Linked DNA regions of Homo sapiens: region 1 is linked to region 2. Evidence: chromatin contacts called from ENCODE Hi-C or POLR2A ChIA-PET data. All regions are on one chromosome and are shown on one strand. Each heading gives the region's core, a stretch centred on a gene start or an enhancer-like site at or near the end of the contact. The rest is flanking DNA. Distances are from core to core; before and after follow the strand shown. Region 1 has its middle 78 kb from the start of LHX9. Region 2 has its middle 39 kb from the start of LHX9.

Region 1 (4,660 bases), core at 1,065-3,564, 40 kb after region 2:
AACATTTATTTTTAAGTATAATTTAGAATCATTTTGTTGATTGAAATTGGAACTGCAGTTGAGGTAATTTAATAGCTGAATTTGGGGAGAAGCAACATCTTTATAATATTAAGCCCTCTAGTGAGGAAACATGTTATGTTTCTCCATGTATTAAAGTTCCAGGGAAACAGAACCAATAGATATAGATATAGATATCTATATCTATATAATATGTGTGTGTAGATATATCTTTTATATATCATATATAACATGTCATATGAGATATATCTTTTATATATTATAAGATATATCTTTTATATATTATATATATCTTTTATATATTATATATAAGATATATCTTTTATATTTTATATATCATATAATATATATCTTTTATATATTATATTACATATATCTTTTATATATTATATATTATATATAATACGTGTATATATATCTTTTATACATATTATATATGTGTATAAAGATACATTTGTCTTTTATATATGTATCTATATATAATATATAATATACATATTATATATACATATTTTATATAATATGTAATAATTACATATATAATATACATGTATAATTACATATAGAATATGTAATAATAAATAATATACATATTATATATAATATATAATATATAAAAAAGATATATATACACACATTTATGTGTATATATGTTTTATATATAAAAGATATATATTATATATAAAAGATATATAAAATGAATATATAAAATATATATAAGAATATAATAAAATATATCTTTATATATATCTTTTTTATATATATATAAAAGATACTTATAAGAATATATTGGTCCACATGATTATGAAGGCTGAGAATGTACTTAATCTGCCATTTGCAAGCTGGAGACTTAGGAAGGCCAACGGTGTAGATTCCATTTCCATCTGAGGCACTGAGAACCAGGAATGCCTAGGGGAGGAGACAGAGGAAGTGTATTTAATCTCCCTCTGCCCTTTTGTTCTATACAAGACCTCAATGGATCGTGTGATGCCCACCCGTATTAGGGAGTGCCATCTGCTTTACTCAGTCTACTAGTTCAAAAGCTAATCTCTTTCAGAAACACCCTCACAGTCACACTCAGCAATAATGCTTAATTAGATATCTGGGCATCCCATGGCCCAGCCAAGTTGACATATAAGATTAATTATCGTACACCAGATATTCAAATTTGTCTTTATGACTCCCAGGAGTGTTTGGGAGTTTTATGTACATGAGTGGTATTTATATCCCTTAAGTATTTGTGGAGCACTTAGTCTATGCCAGGCATTGTTCTAGTGCTGGGGATACAATGAACTAGACAAGCAGGTGGATGTTCTGGTATGAGGAGATAGAATGTAAACATATGAATAAATTATTAATTTTTTAAAAATACATAGTGGGAAGTATTAAGAAGACAACAACAAAACAGGGTAGTGAGATAGAGTGCAATTGGGAAGTGGGGTCCGGGAGCTACTTTAGTAGGTGGTCAGGGAGTCCCCTCTAAAGAGATGGCATTTGAGAAAAGAAATGTTGCTAAAGATCCGGTTAGCTGAGGACATTTCAGGAGAGTGGCAAGCAAATGTAAGGCATAGATTTGATTGAGATTATTGTATCTGGGTCAGCATGAAGGCTGGCACGGTGGAGCAGATTGGGCAAGGGAAACAGTGTAATAAGTAATTGATATCTGAGGCAGGCAGTATCCAGATCACGGTTGAATTTGTAACCTGGGAAAAGGAGTTTCGCTTTACCACCTTGTTGCATCAGGAAGTCACTGAAGTGAGTTCTAAGCAGGGGAGAGATGTTATCAGATTTATGTTTTAAAAAGGTTATCCTGGCTGCAGTGTTGAAGACGAAGTGTTGCGTGAGAAGAGTGGAAGCGAGGATACTTGTTAGAAGGCTGTTGCAATACTCGGAGTGGAGAGCCAAGGTGAAGATGAAACCAGTAGCAACAATGAGCAAGAGCAGTTTACTTAGGTAACCTGAGTACTTATTAACCAGAGGAAAATCAAGATTGTGATTTCCCAAGAGGTTGCCTTCAAAGCAGTCTCTGATGCCTTTCAGGGCAAGAGATAGGACCCAGGAGGCAGGCTTAAAAAATTTTGGTAAGCAAATGCTAAATTGTGCAACAATTCCAGACAGCTATTTTGAGAGTACCATAGTGCCCCATTGTCTTCAGAATATATGTTCCAAGACCCTCCGTGGATGCCTGAAACCACAGATAGTACTGAACTGTATGTATGCTTAGAGTTTGTTTGTTTTTTTACCTGATAGCCTACATGACTATTAAGTGACTAACAAGCAGTGTATTAGTTTGTTTCACACTGCTGATAAAGACATACCTGAAACTGGAACAAAAGAGGTTTAGTTGGACTTACAGTTCCACATGGCTGGGAAGGCCTCAGAATCATGGTAGGAGGTGAAAGGCACTTCTTACATGCGGCAGCGAGAGAAAATGAGGAAGAAGAAAAGCAGAAACCCCTGATAAACCCATCAGATATCGTGAGACTTATTCACTATCACGAGAATAGCAGGGGAAAGACCAACGCCCATTATTCAATTAGCTCCTTCTAGGTCCCTCCCACTAAACATGGGAATTCTGGGAAATACAATTCAAGTTGAGATTTGGGTGAGGGCACAGCCAAACCATATTAAGTAGGTAGTGCATACAGTGTGGACATATTGAACAAATGGAGGATTCACTTACTGGACAGGATGGAGCATGAGGGCTTGATATTTCATCACACTACCCAGAACAGTGCACAACTAAAAACTTATGAATTGTTTATTTCTAGAATCTTCTATTTAATATTTTTAGATTGTGGTTTACAATAAGTATCTGAAGCTGGGGATAAGAGGGACTACTGTATTTGTTCCATTTTGAGTTGAGATACTTATTTTTTTCAAATCTTGCTGTGGGTTTTTAATATCTTTTTTTTGGAGACATAGTCTTACTCTGTCACCCAGGCTGGGGTGCAGTGGTGGGATCTTGGCTCACTGCAACCTCTGCCCCCTGCGTTCAGGTGATGTTCCTGCCTCAGTCTCCAGAGTAGCTGGGATTGCACGCTGCATCACAATACCTGGCTAATCTTTGTATTTTTAGTAGAGACAGGGTTTCGCCATGTTGGCCAGGCTGGTCTCAAACTCCTGGCCTCAAGTGACCTGCCAGCCTTGGCCTCCCAAAGTGCTGGGATTACAGGCATGAGCCACCATGCCTGGCCGATTTTTCATTATCGTTTTGGTTGTTGTTTAAAGACAGGGTCTCACTTTGTCATTCAAATTGGAATGCAGTGACAATCCTAACTCACTGCAGCCTTGAACTCCTGGGCTCAAGGGATTCTCTCCCCACAGCCTCCTGAGTAGCCTTCTGAGTAGCTATAGGGTCAGGTAACCACACCCAGGTAATTGTTCTGTTTTGTTGTCTGTAGAGATGGGTCTTACTATGTTGCTCAGGCTGCTGTTGAACTCCTGGCCTCAAGTAACCCTCCCACCACAGCCTCCCAAATGTTAGTGTTACAGCCAATATTTATTATCTATTCATGACTAGTAATGTAAATTATAAAGTTTCATTTTGATGAAGAATAAGCTTCATCTAAGCTCCCCGGTCCACATATATCAGATGAGAAAACAACAACCACCCTATAAATCAGTAATACAGAGAATGCAGGAGTATTCACCAGTGAAAATTTTAGAATCTGCAGACACTATGCCTTAACTGGGGATTTAAAAAATATGCATGTATTACTGATATAATTCATATAAAGGATTAGATAGTGGTACAATTTATCTATTTAGAAAAATATTTTTTATCTCATACTTGTAGAGAACCCAAAATTTCCCCCATTAACTTTCATTCTTCTTTGGTTATCATTGTTAATAGCTTGCATTGCTTAGTACTTCACAGTTAACCAATGTATTTAGTGCAAATTTATTTAGTCTTTCTTGTTATGCTGTGAGCTCATACATTATTACTTTCATTTCATAGATAAGAAGAAATTCAGACACATGAAATTGTCTGCCCATTAAAAACCTCTCAGTTGGAGAGTGGTTGACAGAGTATTAAAACTCTGGCCCTCTCTCTCCAAGACCAAATTATTTTTCCACCAGTCTACTGTCTAAAGATGTTAGTATAATTTTATGTTATATCAGAAAATAGCTCATTAATATTCATGGTTATTTGTTTAAAATTCACTTTCATAATCTAGAAAAAGCAAAATCCTGAAGGGATGAGGTAGGTTTTAAAGGGGGTGGGACTTGCAGGAATTCTGAGGGTGAGAAGGTTGGTGACATTTGCCATTTGACAGTCTTGTAGGCCCCTGGGATTCATTTGAGACTGCTAAGTCCAAGACTCTTCCCAGAGAAACAATTCACTGCTCTGAGGCACCTTGTGAACCTGCTCAGGCTCCCTGGCATAGATGGGGCAAGAAGGAAAGGGTAAGCACGCCTTGCATTGAGTCTGGTCTATTAAACTCTGGTCTATTTCATTTAAGCTCCTCAAATGCTGATTTTATTTTTTTCTCCTAGTAGTAAGAAATACTTTTTAGATATCCTTTGTTTATCTCACTAGATTTGGAAAAAAAAAAAAAAAAAAAAGAATACTTACCCTTGGTGGAAATCTGCCTTATTCCTAATAACACTATTGGTTATCTCTGACTGTTTTTGTCAT
Region 2 (4,763 bases), core at 455-2,954:
AGAGACTCCAGCGCAGCCACGTGGTGGAAGAAGATTTATAGACAAAAAAAGGGAAATGACGTACAGAAATCGGAAGTGAGGTACAGAACGGCTGGATTAGCTACAGATTGGTGTTTGCCTTATTTGGACACAGTTTGAACACTCAGCAGTGATGAATGGTTGAAGTATGGCCACTGAGATTGGCCAATACTTAGCCATTGTTACAGGTGCATACTCCTGAGTTAGGTTTTCAGTCTGTCAACCTATTAAGCTAGGTTGCGGTTCCTCCACAAGGACTCAAATATAGAAGTTCAGAGAACTTCTTGGGCCATACTTAGTTTGCTTTAACAGAGCAATAGTACAAAGGAGAGGAATCAAACAATGTGCCTGGAGATAAAGAGAATAAGTTCATTCACCTGGAACCTGGGATTCATGCAAAGGAAGAATGTAAATTTAGGTGGAAAGTGGAGAGAAAAAAGGAAAGGTTTGAGCATGAGAGCAATAGTATAAGAAGAGGTGGGCTAGTAACATTTTTTTGTTTGTCTTGGAGGGGGGTGATGAAATTATATCTATATTGATTTTTTGTTTCTTATCTGTTATCTGTCTTATTTATAAAGAAACAATGGTTCTGGGAAATACCAAAGCCACCTCCTGTACAGAAGCACATATTCCAAACTAATATGTGCTCCACTGAAACTGCCTTTGCAAAGATTGTATCAGTGAGAAAATTATGGCAGTGGGGAGATCTGGTCTAACCCAACCTCCATCTTGCCTTTTCCTCAATTATTCCTGGGCTTTTGGGCCTAGCTAACTTTGAGAGACATTTAGGTTATAGTTTAAATGATAATAGCCCTTCCTCAAAACTCAACTTTGTAAGCTAATGAAAGACCACCAGGCTATGGGGAGGAGAGGAATCTGAATTCTGCTAAGGTGTAGACTGGTTACAAGATACGCAACTTGTCAGTTACCTTTGCATATAACCTCACTATGTAGATTGGCCTTTTGAGGTATCTTTTCAGGTTTTTTGCATGTCTCACACCCATGGCTCTACCTGGACCCATTGACCAATGACTCTTCTGTGGCCCCACCCAGAAGCAACTCAATGCAAGAGGACAGCTTCAACCCCCTATGACTTCATGTTCTCCCCAACCAATCAGCAGTTAAGCACACATTGCACAGCCACCCCCACTCCTTCCCCCTAACTAATTAAAAAAAAAAAAAACCTAACCTGTGAGCCTTTAAGGAGATTAATTTGAGTAATAACTCTGTCTCTGGCATGACATGATTGGTCTTCTGTCAATTAAACTCTTCCTTTACTTCAATGCTGTGGTCTTTACTTGTGCAGCAGGCAGGAAGAAACCATCAGGGGATTACACCATTTCTATCACTACAGTCTCTTGTATGATGTTGACAAAGCCAAATAGCAGGACAAAGAGTGTCAAAATTTTTGTAATGCTTGGTTTTTGTGTGATAAAAACCAGGCCCTGGAACAAGTTATCATAGCCCATTAAGATTCTACTTTTTAAGGCAAGGTGCTGAAAACATCGCTATTGTCTGAGAAGATTCTACAGCTATCGTTGCATCAAATCCTTTTCAGAGATAAATTGCAAAATACTCAGAGCTGCTATAGAACGTGCACTGTTCAAAGTACAAGGACTTGTTATAGGGAAGTACTGTGCCTTGAAAGTGACTGACTTTCCCTTGTACTCACACCAGGTGACAGAGTGTCAAACCTGGCACAGTCCAGTTGCCATCAATATTCATTAACAACCAGGAAATACACAGAAACGCAGCCCTTGATTTTCTAAGCAGGGAAAACTCTTTGTTTTAGAATATATCTCTTTATAAACAATATTTTTCAATATAACAAACTATCAAAATATTTTGTATCCATTCATTTGTGTAATGAATACTCCATAGATATAGAATTAAATTTTACAAAATTGAACTAAAATAAGTCTAGGGCTTTTAAAAAATGTGATTAGATAATTTTAGGCATATTATATTTCACATTCTCCTACTGGTTACACAGTAACATTCTGCCAGGAAATTTGCCAAATTTTTTGTGCTCATTCCAGTAAGTTAGGTAGGAGACAACATTTTTTCCCCCGAAAGACTGCAAACACTTCATCATCCATTCACCAGTGTGAAAACAATATTTAAGAAGAAATTCTCTTCCACCCACGCATGTACTCCTCAGGATAACAGTTTGTCTTATGTGTAAATTCCTTCTGGTGACTGCCACGTGGGTCTTGATTTTAAAAAGCAATGAGCCTACACTCAAAGGCAAACATTTCTACCAGTATCTCGACTTTTCCTCCTCTCCCTTAAATCTGACCAGTGTCAGAAGAGAAGATATCCTTTCCTCCCTGGCTATCAGAAAGCAGAGCTGTGGGGTGTTTCTCTTCTCCTGATCAGGACACATTGGCTTTCAATGTGTTCACTTTTGAAATTCATGTCACATATGACTAAAGTTCACTGGGATGAACCAACACTATTTTCATATGTAGAAATGCCACCAAGAGGCTTTATTTAGTTCAAAGTGCACAGAAAACTTCTGATATTCTACAGCATGTATTGTCTGTGGCACCTTGTCATGTCACTCTATCATGTATTTCACTATTTGAGTGCTGTGTGCTCTGTGTAAATATTTTCCCCTAAGATTGTAGGCTCCTTCCATCTGGGGACAGCACCAGGTGCCTCTTTTGTGGTTTTTGGGGCCTGTACCTGTACTTGAGCATAGCAAATACTTGTACATAGATAGATTAACAAATTAAGGAAAGCACTTGTAAATTCTGGACCATTTGTTAATTACTAGGGAATCAGATAATGAGTAGAACCTTAAAAGTCAGTACTAAAGTAATGCTTTTATTTTGTTTTTGTGGATGAGATAATGTGACAGATTTGTGCATCTTAAACAAACTTATAATAATTATATCAGGAAAGAAAAGCATAATCATATACCATCAAACAATATCATGTGTGAGGACAAACAGAAGGATATTCTAGGAATTGAATCCTATATATGCTATACTCATGAAGAAAAATACAAGTTGGCTTACTTTATGCTCAGCCTCAACCAGGTCATGTTATAGACTGAATGTTGTGTCCCCCGCAATTCATATGTTGAAGTCCTAACTCCCAGTGTGGCTGTATTTGGAGATGGGGTCTCTAATGAAGTAATTAAAATCAAATAAGTTCATAAGGGTAGGTCCCTGGGGTTGAAGTCTAAGACAAGACACCAGAGAGCTGGTTTTCTTTCTCTCTCTAGGTATTCACCAAGGAAAGGTCTTATAAGGACATGGAAAGAAGGTGGCTGTCTAGAAGCCAGGAAGAGAGTCTTCATCTGAAACCAAATTGGCCAGACCCTTGATCTTGAACTTCTAGCTTCCAGTATTGTGAGAAATAGATTTTTGTTGTTGAAGTCAACAATCATGTATTTTGTTATGGCGGCCTGAGCTGACCAATACAGTCTGCCATATCTGATCTCTATTAGCTGTCTTCTATTTGCTTCTAATTTTTATCAGTCTGCATCCTACCAGCCCAAAGGTGAGATAGTGAGAGTGACATTTAATTATCCTTGCTTTAAAGGCAACAAAAGGGTACCACCTAAGACATGGATGCACTGCAAGCTAGGGTAGTAAGTGACCTGGCAGCTATCACATCATTCTTGATTTACTCAACAAGCTTTTTTTTTGAGGGCCTCCTATGTGTCAGGCACGGTTCCAGGTGCTGGGATATGGTAGCAGGCAGACTACATGAAGCTTGTATTCTAGTTTATTGTCTATTATGGTCAAAGAGAGCTTAAATACCAACCTAAGCACAATATAAAAATAGTATTCAATGACAGTTGATGGCAGCTGAGTAAAGACCTGGAAGAGGGAAGAGAGAGAGAGCCATGTAGCTATCTGTGAAATGAGAATTCCTGTCGTGAGATGGCCTGAGTGCTCCTGAGGAACAGAAAAGAACAGAAAACAGGTCAGGGTGGTGGAAGTGTGAGAGCCTGAAGAGTTGAGCTCAGAGCCTTAATGGGTGCAGGGGAAGCTGATGATGCAGGGTCTTTTCTGTAAGGCATTCATCACACTGTAGTTTTAACTCTGTGTGGGATGTGAAGCCACTGGGGGGTTTGCAGCAGAGATGTGACCCAAGACGTCTAATGTCTAACATTTTAGCTTGATTACCTGGGCTGTGGTGTTGAGAAAAGTCTGAGGAGCTGATAAACTTTTTAGGAGACTATTGTGATAGTTCAGTTGAGAAATGATGGTAGATTTAACCAGGCTAGAGTAATGGAGGTGGCAAGAAGTGATCACATTTTGAATATATTTTGAGAGTAAGATTCAAATAATTTGTTGACAGGATTGGATATGGGATGTGAATGAAAGGAATTAAGAATCACTCCAAAAATTTTAAACTCAGCAACCAGAGGATGGAGATGCCATTGGCTGAGGTGGGGAAGCTGTGGGAGGAAGGATCTGGAGTTGGGGGATGGGACACCAGGATCTTGGCTTTAGACAAATTAAGTTTGAGATATGTATTTGATATTCAAGGGGAGATGTTGAGTGAGCAGGTAGTAAGCAGTAGTTAAGATGCAATCAGTGACAAGATGTGTGTCTGCTGGTGGGAAAGATATCTCAGAGATGGGAAAACTGATAGTGGGGAAGGAGAGGAGAGGTTTGCTGGAGTGACATTCTCCAATAGGTGAGAGGAGATGGAATGTGGTGTCCCCCCCAAAACTCAGGCATTTATTCAGACTAACAGGAAAAAGAGTTTGTAGCACAGATGCA

Evidence for each region. Hi-C counts contacts between places; a loop is a spot of excess contacts on that map. ChIA-PET counts read pairs that join two places held with the same protein, here RNA polymerase II (POLR2A). Pooled maps may share reads with other maps.
Region 1: a map of Calu3 shows a loop between it and region 2 (5-fold over the local background). The contact joins two enhancer-like sites. A Hi-C loop is called at or near these places in 2 of 168 maps with a recorded cell type or tissue (Caco-2 and Calu3) and 1 of 50 pooled maps. POLR2A ChIA-PET finds 5 or more read pairs at or near these places in 1 of 52 experiments (GM12878).

What each region holds. Positions count from the first base shown.
Region 1 is chr1:197,993,322-197,997,981 of GRCh38, forward strand. No RefSeq gene overlaps it. Among named protein-coding and RNA genes, the nearest start is that of LHX9, 78 kb to the left of the region's middle. Within about 2 kb of position 2,315, at least 2 of the 41 ENCODE cell types and tissues checked have a DNase peak (open chromatin) inside an H3K27ac peak, as active enhancers do.
Region 2 is chr1:197,953,572-197,958,334 of GRCh38, forward strand. No RefSeq gene overlaps it. Among named protein-coding and RNA genes, the nearest start is that of LHX9, 39 kb to the left of the region's middle. Within about 2 kb of position 1,705, at least 2 of the 41 ENCODE cell types and tissues checked have a DNase peak (open chromatin) inside an H3K27ac peak, as active enhancers do.